Regions from separate parts of the Homo sapiens genome. Here region 1 is linked to region 2. A link is a loop called in an ENCODE intact Hi-C map of the cell type or tissue named here. Cell type or tissue: PC-9. All regions are shown on one strand. Links, peaks and the distances in the headings refer to the core of each region. The heading gives the core; the rest is flanking DNA.

The links. Hi-C counts contacts between places; a loop is a spot of excess contacts. Peaks named below come from ENCODE experiments on the same cell type or tissue, not always from the same donor. Only the 100,000 strongest peaks of a DNase experiment are listed, where the experiment ranks them.
Region 1: it touches region 2 in a loop (8-fold over the local background); 1 of 110 quality-filtered maps calls a loop at or near these places.

The regions. Positions count from the first base shown.
Region 1 is chr1:117,091,636-117,096,244 of GRCh38, reverse strand. TTF2 (transcription termination factor 2) reads right to left here. Exons shown (of 23, transcript NM_003594.4): 17 at 4,295-4,428; 18 at 3,344-3,514; 19 at 878-936; 20 at 1-96. MIR942 (microRNA 942) reads right to left here and starts at 1,602; the gene lies at 1,517-1,602. In PC-9, for the core only: CTCF peaks have their summits at 1,830 and 2,037; DNase peaks (open chromatin) are centred at 2,114 and 2,874; H3K27ac peaks cover 594 bases.
Region 2 is chr1:117,267,032-117,271,640 of GRCh38, reverse strand. No RefSeq gene overlaps it. Among named protein-coding and RNA genes, the nearest start is that of LINC01525, 26 kb to the left of the region's middle. RefSeq lists an enhancer at 2,220-2,738 and a silencer at 2,700-2,994. In PC-9, for the core only: no CTCF peak of the experiment used is centred there; DNase peaks (open chromatin) are centred at 2,490 and 4,190; H3K4me3 peaks cover 1,336 bases; H3K27ac peaks cover 2,193 bases.

The sequences.
Region 1 (4,609 bases), core at 275-4,274, 180 kb after region 2:
TTGACAGAGCCATCGATGGTGGCATAAGTCAGTCCATGCTTCTTCAGGTGCAATGCTACAACTTTCAGCATGTTGGTCCACTGAGAGACAATGACACTGGAAAGAAGAATAAAATAAAAAAATACCCTAACATAGATTAAACAGACTCATCTGCAGGGCTTTAATGCCCTCATCATTCTTAAGGTTAGCTATCAAATGTTGACAAGGAAAGGCCTTCTGCTACCTAAGGGAGAAGGCACACATTTAGGTCATATCTGAAGATTATAATGCTTCCAGTTATTTCTAGGTCCTTTCTACAATTTATTTAGTGCTAAATGAAGTCAGAAAAAAATGGTAGCTAGAGTAAAGTGATGACTCCAGCCTTCTTTCATTTGGGGTCCTAGTGCTCATCCAGAAATCTGTGGTCCTGCACAAAAGGGACACACTGACCACCCTTCTTGTGCCAGCCAGAACAACAGGCTCCTCCCTGCCCCCACGCTGTCTTAATTCGAGTTCTAAATTTTTATATTGAATTATTTTATAAATAATGCAGGTGTATAGCACATATGTCAGGTATAACAAATGAGTCCTTGTATCCAAGTACTCAGCTTAAGAACGTTATCAGCACTGCTGGAGCCTCCTCACTCGCTTGCTTTTCTTTATATGCTTCTCTACTTTTAAACACTTTTTCAGATGCTTCGCTTACCCTGATCCTCTAGGGATCTCCTTTTCAATTTGTACCACAAATATTTTAATTAGAAATCACAGGGAATGTGTGCTATAACCTCAGTGCTTTCTGCTGAGCATGACTCACAGTCCTTGATTTATAACTCTTGGCAATATCAAATTTTCTCACATAATTATGACCAATACTTGGATAATGAGAAAACGCAGTTACCTCTTTTGGGATGCTGAATTTCTTTGAATTGCCTCCAATTCTGCCAACAGAGATGAAATCTGGGAAAAGGTTACATCAACATTGTATGTTTAAGCAATTCACTTTTCTCCATCTCCCCTCACCTGCCATGCGAAGCAGCCTCCTACATGGCGTCTGTGCTCTGGCCTCACCTGTCTTTATTCCACCCTCCTCTCTGCAGCCAGAAAGCTCTTTCTAAAATGTGAGTTTGTCACTTCACCCCTCTGGCTAAAGCCCTTCCATAGCTTCCCACTGAGGATAAAGGCCAAGCTCCTCAAGGCAGCTTGCCGGATTCTTGCTGCTCCAGCCTCTGCTTCTCTGGGTTCGTTTCTCACCATGCCCTCCTCAAACGACACAGCAAGCACACCAAAATTCTTCCCATAAATCACACACTGGCCATCTTGTCCATTCTGCTCCCTCTGCCTAGAACACCCTTTTGTGTCAGCTTAATGTCACTTCTTCTTGGAGGTCCTCCCAACCCCCAAAGTACAGGTTAGGTGCCCACTGCCCAAGTACTATCATAGCACCTTTTGTTTCTATTATCACGGTCCTTGTCATACTGTATATTAATTGCTTATTATCTCTTGCTTCCAGGACTTGAGACACTCCAAGGAGGCAAATATTAGGAAAGTAACTTCTCTGTTTCGGCCATGTGTGAGGGGCTGTGAGTACACACATGGCCAAAACAGAGAAGATACTCTCCTAATGTTTGCTGAAGAAGAAAGTGAAAGAGCTTTACCCACTTTATGGCCTGCTCCAAATGTTGTTGAAAAGGACCTGTCCAGACGGAGGAACCATTGTTAAAGCTTCCGAACAGGCTCCCTGGGTATTCCCCAAGAACCCTTAGGGTGCACTTGAGTCCACAGGGGAGCTGTCAGTAAGAACACGTGGGGCATGACTTTGGAGTGCAGCTGGGCTCATTCTTCCCAGCTGCTCATGTGAAAAACCTTTCAAGAGCCTCTAAGGGCCCCAGAGTTCACCCCCAGAATGCTGGAGAAGGAAGAAAACTGGGCTGTAAGTCAATCAGGAGACAAATATACAGAAGTTCTTCCTCTGTCCTCATATGGCTGGACCACTTTGGGACTCAGATTCCTCATCAGTGAAAAGAAGGACTTAGGCCAGATAAATTCTGAGGTGCCCTGAGCTCCCACATTCTAGGATGTCATTACAGTGGTCACCACATGGGGCTGCTTTCCAATCTTAACAAACATTCTGGTGCCTAGGCAGGAAGTGAGTCACAGAACTGTACCATTCAAATTAGCAGACAGAAAAGCAGCTACATCTGTTATTTAGTTAACAATAGAACAGAGACACTGATGTGCCTGGTGTCTTGGCAACTTGAGATTGTGGAAGGCGCTGTGACTCCCACATGAAAAAGCTAGCCATGGTGTTTTGAGAAAACTGCAGCAGGAGGGCTGGATTTATGGCCCACGAGCCGGGGTCAAATTCCAGTAAGAAGCCTCCTTCCCTACTTGAAACAACCGTATGTGGTTTGAACTATTAATGGACATATGTTAAGAAAACTTGTGAATAAATATTACCTGCATTTAATTAAACAAGGAACACAAATGATTAGGAATTTAAATTTTAGCCCAATAGCTCACTCTGAAGGCACTAGCATGTGTGTTCTGGCCACATGGGATGCTCTTCTTATGTTTCTCTCAGCTATCAGTGGTAAAGACCTAGGTAAATGTTTTCAAATTTTAATTAAAAGGCAGCATTCCTTTTAAAAAATAATGCCATTCCCCTGGAAGTGACCTTTCTAGTTATTAATACACTTTTTCAAAAAAAGCCTTTGAAGAGAGGTTGAGCCCAAGAACGGCAGCTTGAGATGCTAAGAGAGAAACAAGCCTCACTTTCAAGACAGGCAGGATGATGAAGCACATTCCGAGCCAGCAGACAGGCAGGATTCAGGTTACGGCATATCTAAGCCTTCCTCCAGCAGAATGTTTCTGCCTTAAAAAGCTCTGACGAAAACAGAGCAGAATGACTAATGAAGACAGAAGGCTATGTAGGAAACACTACTCACATGTGGAAGCCTTTCAAAGTCAGAGCAATTGGCGCTCGCATGTATGACACAGTCTCTAGAGTCAAGCCTTTGTTTTCCTTTTAAGCTTTCTCTAAACAAATTGCTCACTTGCATAGGCCCCGTCCCTAGCACAAACCTGGCAAGCTCCCCAGTGACCCATGACAGAAAACCCACTTCAGTGCAATGCTGGGGTTGTCCCAAATTACTCTCTCAAAGTCCCCTATGTAGTAAGGCTTTAGTGTTATCTGTGAAATAAATGAAGCTTTAAGACTGGAGGGAGAATCTGATCAGCTAGAATTTAACGGCTCTAGCTCTGCTGGCAAATGGCTGTTCCCACTTGGACAAATGAAGTGCTGTCACACAGGAAAATGTGTGAGGAATCGAAGTCTCTCGACTACTACAGAGGAGACAAAAAGTACCTTGGTGCTCTCTCGCATGCCTTCAAAAAGCTCCATCTTGAAGAAGGTGCCGTTAAGGGAAACAGTGGAAGATGGCTCTGAGTCACGGAGTTCTGACAAGGTCAAAGCACTGAGCTGTTCTTCCAGGGAAAGGACAAGACCTTCACCCTTCAGTTCCATTGGATCCAGGGCCTGAACAGACAAAAAAGGACAGGAGCAGCTGGGAGTCAAGGGAGCAAACCTTGTTACTTGTTGATGATGTTTTGATTGTTTACCACTTCACAGAGCAAAATATCTTGTAATTTGTCATCAGTAACTCCTCAAGACACCTTGATTAAAGTGTGATCTTGCAAGTTTTTTCACCACATTAAAGATAAACCAAATGATGGAACTTTTTAAAGACTTGCCAGGCAGATGACATAATCATTCTATTTTTTCCAAGCTAGAATATAATTGAGATGTTGATAATCAGAATACATTATTACAGCTCCTTAAATGAATAGAATACTCCTCTTAATTTTGGATGTGCCTCTATCCAAGGTAGGGGCAACTTTTCAGTCTGTATAACTATCTGAGTTTTTATAACTGGAACCCAAAACCCCAAAACTGCCTGAAAGCAGAAAACCCCAAGAACTAAATTAGCTTTATGACATTCTGAAGTACCAGAGCATTCACAAATGGCTTCTTTTTAAACAAAATATCATTTTCTTTTCTTAAACAGTTAATCTAAAACAAAATAAACAATAGAAATACACTATTCTTGATGCCATAGGAATTATCAAGATTAATATGAAATAAAGCAAAATAAATAAGCCCCCTTTTCTCCAACCCACCAAAAAACAAAAATAGAAAAACCGAAACAGCATTTCCTTTGATCAAGCAGACTGGATTCCAGTTGGAGGAGAGTGAAATTGACTTCTCAGGTGGCCCCTCTGGAGCACTATATGACAGCAGGCTGAGGGCTTTTCTTACCGACTTCAGTAAAGAAAGATGACAGCAACACTGGCGGAGTCTCAGCAACTGGGACAGTATGTGGACGGTGCTGGATCTCGGTGAGTCTGCTGCCTCCGAGTGTCTAGGCTCCTCAGACCCAAACTCCAGTGCCACTTCCAAGAGGGAAGACAAGCCACAGGATGGTACAGGATTTAAAAGAGAAATACGGAGAGAGCCAGGAACTACATGGGGCTACTTTAACCATGTTTGATCTCAGACTCAATAATATAGTTACAACTCACTTCTATAGGCCACTTCAATTAGGCCAAATGAAATATCGGTTTTTCCTTATAG
Region 2 (4,609 bases), core at 358-4,357:
TTAAGCACATCTTGAGTACAGGTATACCTCACCTTAAGAAAACACTGGTTATGTGAGTTTTATTGAAAGAGTTAAATTGGAGGGAAATTTTAATAATAGTGTGAAAGGAAAATATCTTGGGCCCCTTCAAGCTGGGAACTGCTCAGGGCAAATCTGCCTCCCAGTCTATTCAAAGTCATCCCTCTGCTCACAGAGATAGGTGTATATTCTGATTGCCTCTTTCGGAAAGACTTACCAGAAACTCAAAAGAATGCAACCATCTGTCTCTCACCTACCTGTGATCTGGAAGCCCCCAGTGGGGGGGCCTTGCTTTGAGTTGTCCCTACCTTTCTGGATGGAACGAACGTACTTCTTACATATATTGACTGATACCTCATGTCTCCCTAAAATGTATAAAACCAAGCTGTGCCCCGGTCACCTTGGGCACATATCATCAGGACTTCCTGAGGCTGTGTCCCAGTGCATCCTCAACCTTGGCAAAATAAACTTTCTAAATTAACCGAGATCTGTCTCAGATTTTCTGGTTTCACAATAGTTACCATTGATTTAGCACTATTATGTGCCAAATCCTGCTAAATGCTATATAACTATTAGCTCATTTAATTTTCATAACAATCTTTGCAGAGATCCTGTTATTAGCTTCATTTTATAGCTATGAGAAACTAAGATTAGAAAGGCTAAATAATTTGCCCAAGTTCAAATCTAGGAAGTGGTGGAGTGAGATTTGAAACTCAATTCTGTCTGACACCAAAAACTTGGCTAATTAACAACTAGACAAAATGCCCCTTGCAACTATATTACAGCATGCTTTCCTTGCTGTGAATAATTAGTTCTTTTGTAGCACTGAGAAGAGAATTGTATAATGCCAAAAAAAAGAAAAGAGTGTGTGTGTTATGTAGTATATTTTCTGGGGGAAAAATGGACACTTGTAGCTGCATAAATATTAAACCCTTCCTCTTAGTCTATTTTCTTCAACATCCATGAAAATAACTGGACATAGACTAAAAAGCATTTCTCAATATTCAATACATCAGGAATCTACAAATTATTCAGGACAGTAGGATCTACGGAAAGATATATCTTGAAAATAGGCCTTATCTGTTGCCCAAGAGATACAGGGCCATTGGTAATTTCAATGCCCTCTTTGGTTTATATGGACAGTGTTAAGCAAAATAACTTTTAGTGTATCTTTTTTAAACCTCTTTCAAAGAGAGATACTCTATCAAGGCCGTTTTCAATGTTTCAGTACCTCTTGCCAGAGCCCTGCACATGTTCCTGCATCCTAACATGCTCACTGTGGGTTATGTCCTGAGAAGACCTGCTTGGTTTAGCAGCTGTGGTACCCATGAAAGAAATACATCTCTGATCCTGTGGTAAGTGAAATCAAATTTCCCTGCATTTCCGTAAGACCCCCTATACCAAAACATTGTTGGGGCTCACAAACTGATACCTCAAAATATGCTCATTGACATACTTAACTGAAGAAGCCTCAAGGTCTCTCTGATCTTCCCCATCTGGCCCCCCCAGTCTGTCCCAAAGACAGGATGATGTTGAAGTTCATTTATCTGGCCAGACATGGTCTCTCACGCCTGTAATTCCAGCAGTTTGGGAGGTCGAGGTGGGCGGATCACTTGAGGCCAGGAGCTCAGGACCAGCCTGGCCAACATGGTGAAACCCCATCTCTACTAAAAAGAAAAAAAAAGAAGTTTCTTCATCTGTCTGAGATCCTGAACAGATCCTTTCACAAGATAACATACAAGTTCATCTCTGTTCCTTGAACCGTTCATTCTCTCCAGCAATTCCCATAACAGAATTTCTCTTCTCCATCACCCCATAACCTATTTTGCCAGGATGGTACATAAGTTTCTGAATCCCGTTGGGGTGGGGTAATCACTCTGCAATTCATTCTGTGTGCATGTTAATAAATTTGTATGCCTTTTCTTCAATCAATCTGCCTTTTGTGAGTTGATTTTTCAATGAAATTTTTTTTTTTTTTTTTTTTTGAGGCAGAGTCTCTGTCACCCAGGCTGGAGTGTAGTGGCATAATCTCGGCTCACTGCAACTTCTGCCTCCCGGGTTCAAGAGATTCTCCTGCCTCAGCCTCAAGAGTAGCTGGACTACAGGTGCCTGCCACCATGCCCGGCTAATTTTTGTATTTTTAGAAGAGATAGGGTTTCACTATGTTGGCCAGGCTGGTCTCAAACTCCTCACATGAATATTCACACTGAATATTCATGGTGATCTGCCCTCCTCAGCCTCCTACAGTGCTGGGATTACAGGGGTGAGCCACCGCCCCCGGCCCTCAGTGAAATTTTAGAGTGGGGAGGGGAAGCTTTCCTTAGGCCCCTATAGCACAATGGTCAGTTTAGTATACCTTGTTTTCGATTCCTTTTGTCTTTGCTAAGAATTTAAGTAACACCTGAAGCACCAGTCAGGCAGCATTCCAAAGAAGGTTCAGCCGCATTTAAACCGTCGTGTCCCCCTGTGAGGCACTCCAGGCCAGATCCCAATCTCAGCCACATTCTTCACTTACACTTGACTGGCTGAGAAAGAACAGAACAAAACTGCCTTGGGTCAGAGGCCACTTTTTTATATCAGATGATCTAAACTGTTCCTGGAAGGATGTTTATCTGCTGGAACAAACACCCTGGGGCCTCCTGGCTGAAGCTGGGCTTTCCTCTGTCCATGCATCCTCCAAGGCTATCCAGAGTGCTTTGAGCAGCCCGCCTTGTCCATTCTTTCCATTTGTCTCTGTCTCCCCAGAGAGAAACGCCACAGGGAAGTACATGACAAGCTGCTATGTTACCTTAACATTGAATTCCCAGCAGGGATCACAAAGCCATGGAAGATACTGGTTCAGAAATTAGCTGAGAGGGACAGAGGGCTTTTAGCAGACGAGTGCTGGCTTTGCCTTAGAGAGCTTTCTGGGTGGTGCTCTGACTAAGGGCATTCAGGTCTTTATGATTCAGGGTTATTATAATGGCGGTGCTAACTTTTCTTGCGTACTGATGTAACTGGCAGCACATTAAGTGCTTCACCTATATTACTGCAGTCTTCCCAAGAATGCTATGAGATTGGACCATTAGTGCTAGGAGGTAGAAGGGCTGGGAGGTTCCCTTACCCATGGCCATACCAAGGGTCTGAGCCAGGATTCACACTGGTCTGCCTGGCTTTAGCATTCATCCCTCACTGTTACTATGCTGCAGAGGATGAATTGGCAGCCCATGGGCTGGATTTTGTTTAGCCTGCCAGTGTTTTAAAAGACATTTAAAAATCTGAGCCAATATTTAAAATGCAAGTGATTTCACATATAAACAAACAAAATTCTAACATCTCTTAAAAATAGCTATGACTGGCAACACTGGGTCCTCAATCCCAAAGGCTCCTGGCTATTGGAGGTAAGTATTGGCTTCCCTGCTACATGGGGCATGTGCTCCCAGTTTCCCATAGAACCTAGTATGGCAGGCTGGCTCCATTCATGTACCTGCTCCAGAAGAGCCAGACTTGCATTATAGCCTTCTATAGCATGATTTTTGGGTGCTGTGTGTACCCCTGACCTGGCATAGCCCTAGAAACAGAATTCTGTGCCAATACCATAGCTTGGGTTGGTTAGGAACAGAGAACTCAAGTGTAAGCTGCTGAGGGTTTGTGGCAGGTAATTTATGGTTAATTCCAAAGTCAGTTCATCTCCAAGGGAGAGGGCAGGATAAAGAGGTGGCATGGGAAGTGCTGGAAGTGACCATAGACCTGGGATTGACTCCAGGTTCTGCCACAGGCTGGTTACATGAGCCACATTGAGTCACTTTCTTTCCCTGTACCTATAAGAAGGAGAGATTGGAGTTGATGTTGTCAGGTGGGTGTCAGCTCTGAAATTCTAATATGCCACTGCTTGTTAGTCAAATTTTCACAAGAGAAACTGACTTTGGAGGTGTATCTTCTGGCAGTGGACAATGGGTGCAAACGAATAGGTAATTAGCAAACAACTCCGGCTCAGGTTCAGAGCAGCTGGAAGGTTATGGACCCGGCCCAGTGAAGAGAGGTGTGGCCCAAAGCACTGCAGCCATTTTGAATGCCAGAGCTTTCTGTCACATTAGTTCAGGGGTCAGTTCAGGGCTTGGCTCTTTATTTAGAAACCATAATAGGAACTACTTAAACCATTCTTTTCCAGAGCAAATGCCTCACCCCAAAAAATATCACTGGGAACTATATTAGAGAGAATTGCACAATCTTTCAGTGCATTCAGAGGAACTCACAGGAACTGTATTGTTTTCTACTTTCTTCCTTGCTTTTGAAACACAAACCTTATCACAACAAAGTGAACCTGTTTCTCCAATTAAAGCAGTCATGAAAATAAATAGTTATCCACAAAACTGCACTGTAAGAAATAAAAATAAGTCAGTAGATCAGGCAAAGTGCCAAGAAAACTCCTTCGTAATACATTTTACTTATCTCCTCTTTTGTGCCTCTGCAGGTCTCTTAATTCCCTCTGGCCTGTCACCATCTCTGAGTGTATGTTTCATTGGCTTCTTTGAATAAGCCTTATTGTCTCTTTAGCAAAGGTGGTGTGTGCAACCTTATGTTCTGTTGCTTGTCTGAAAATGAGACCTCA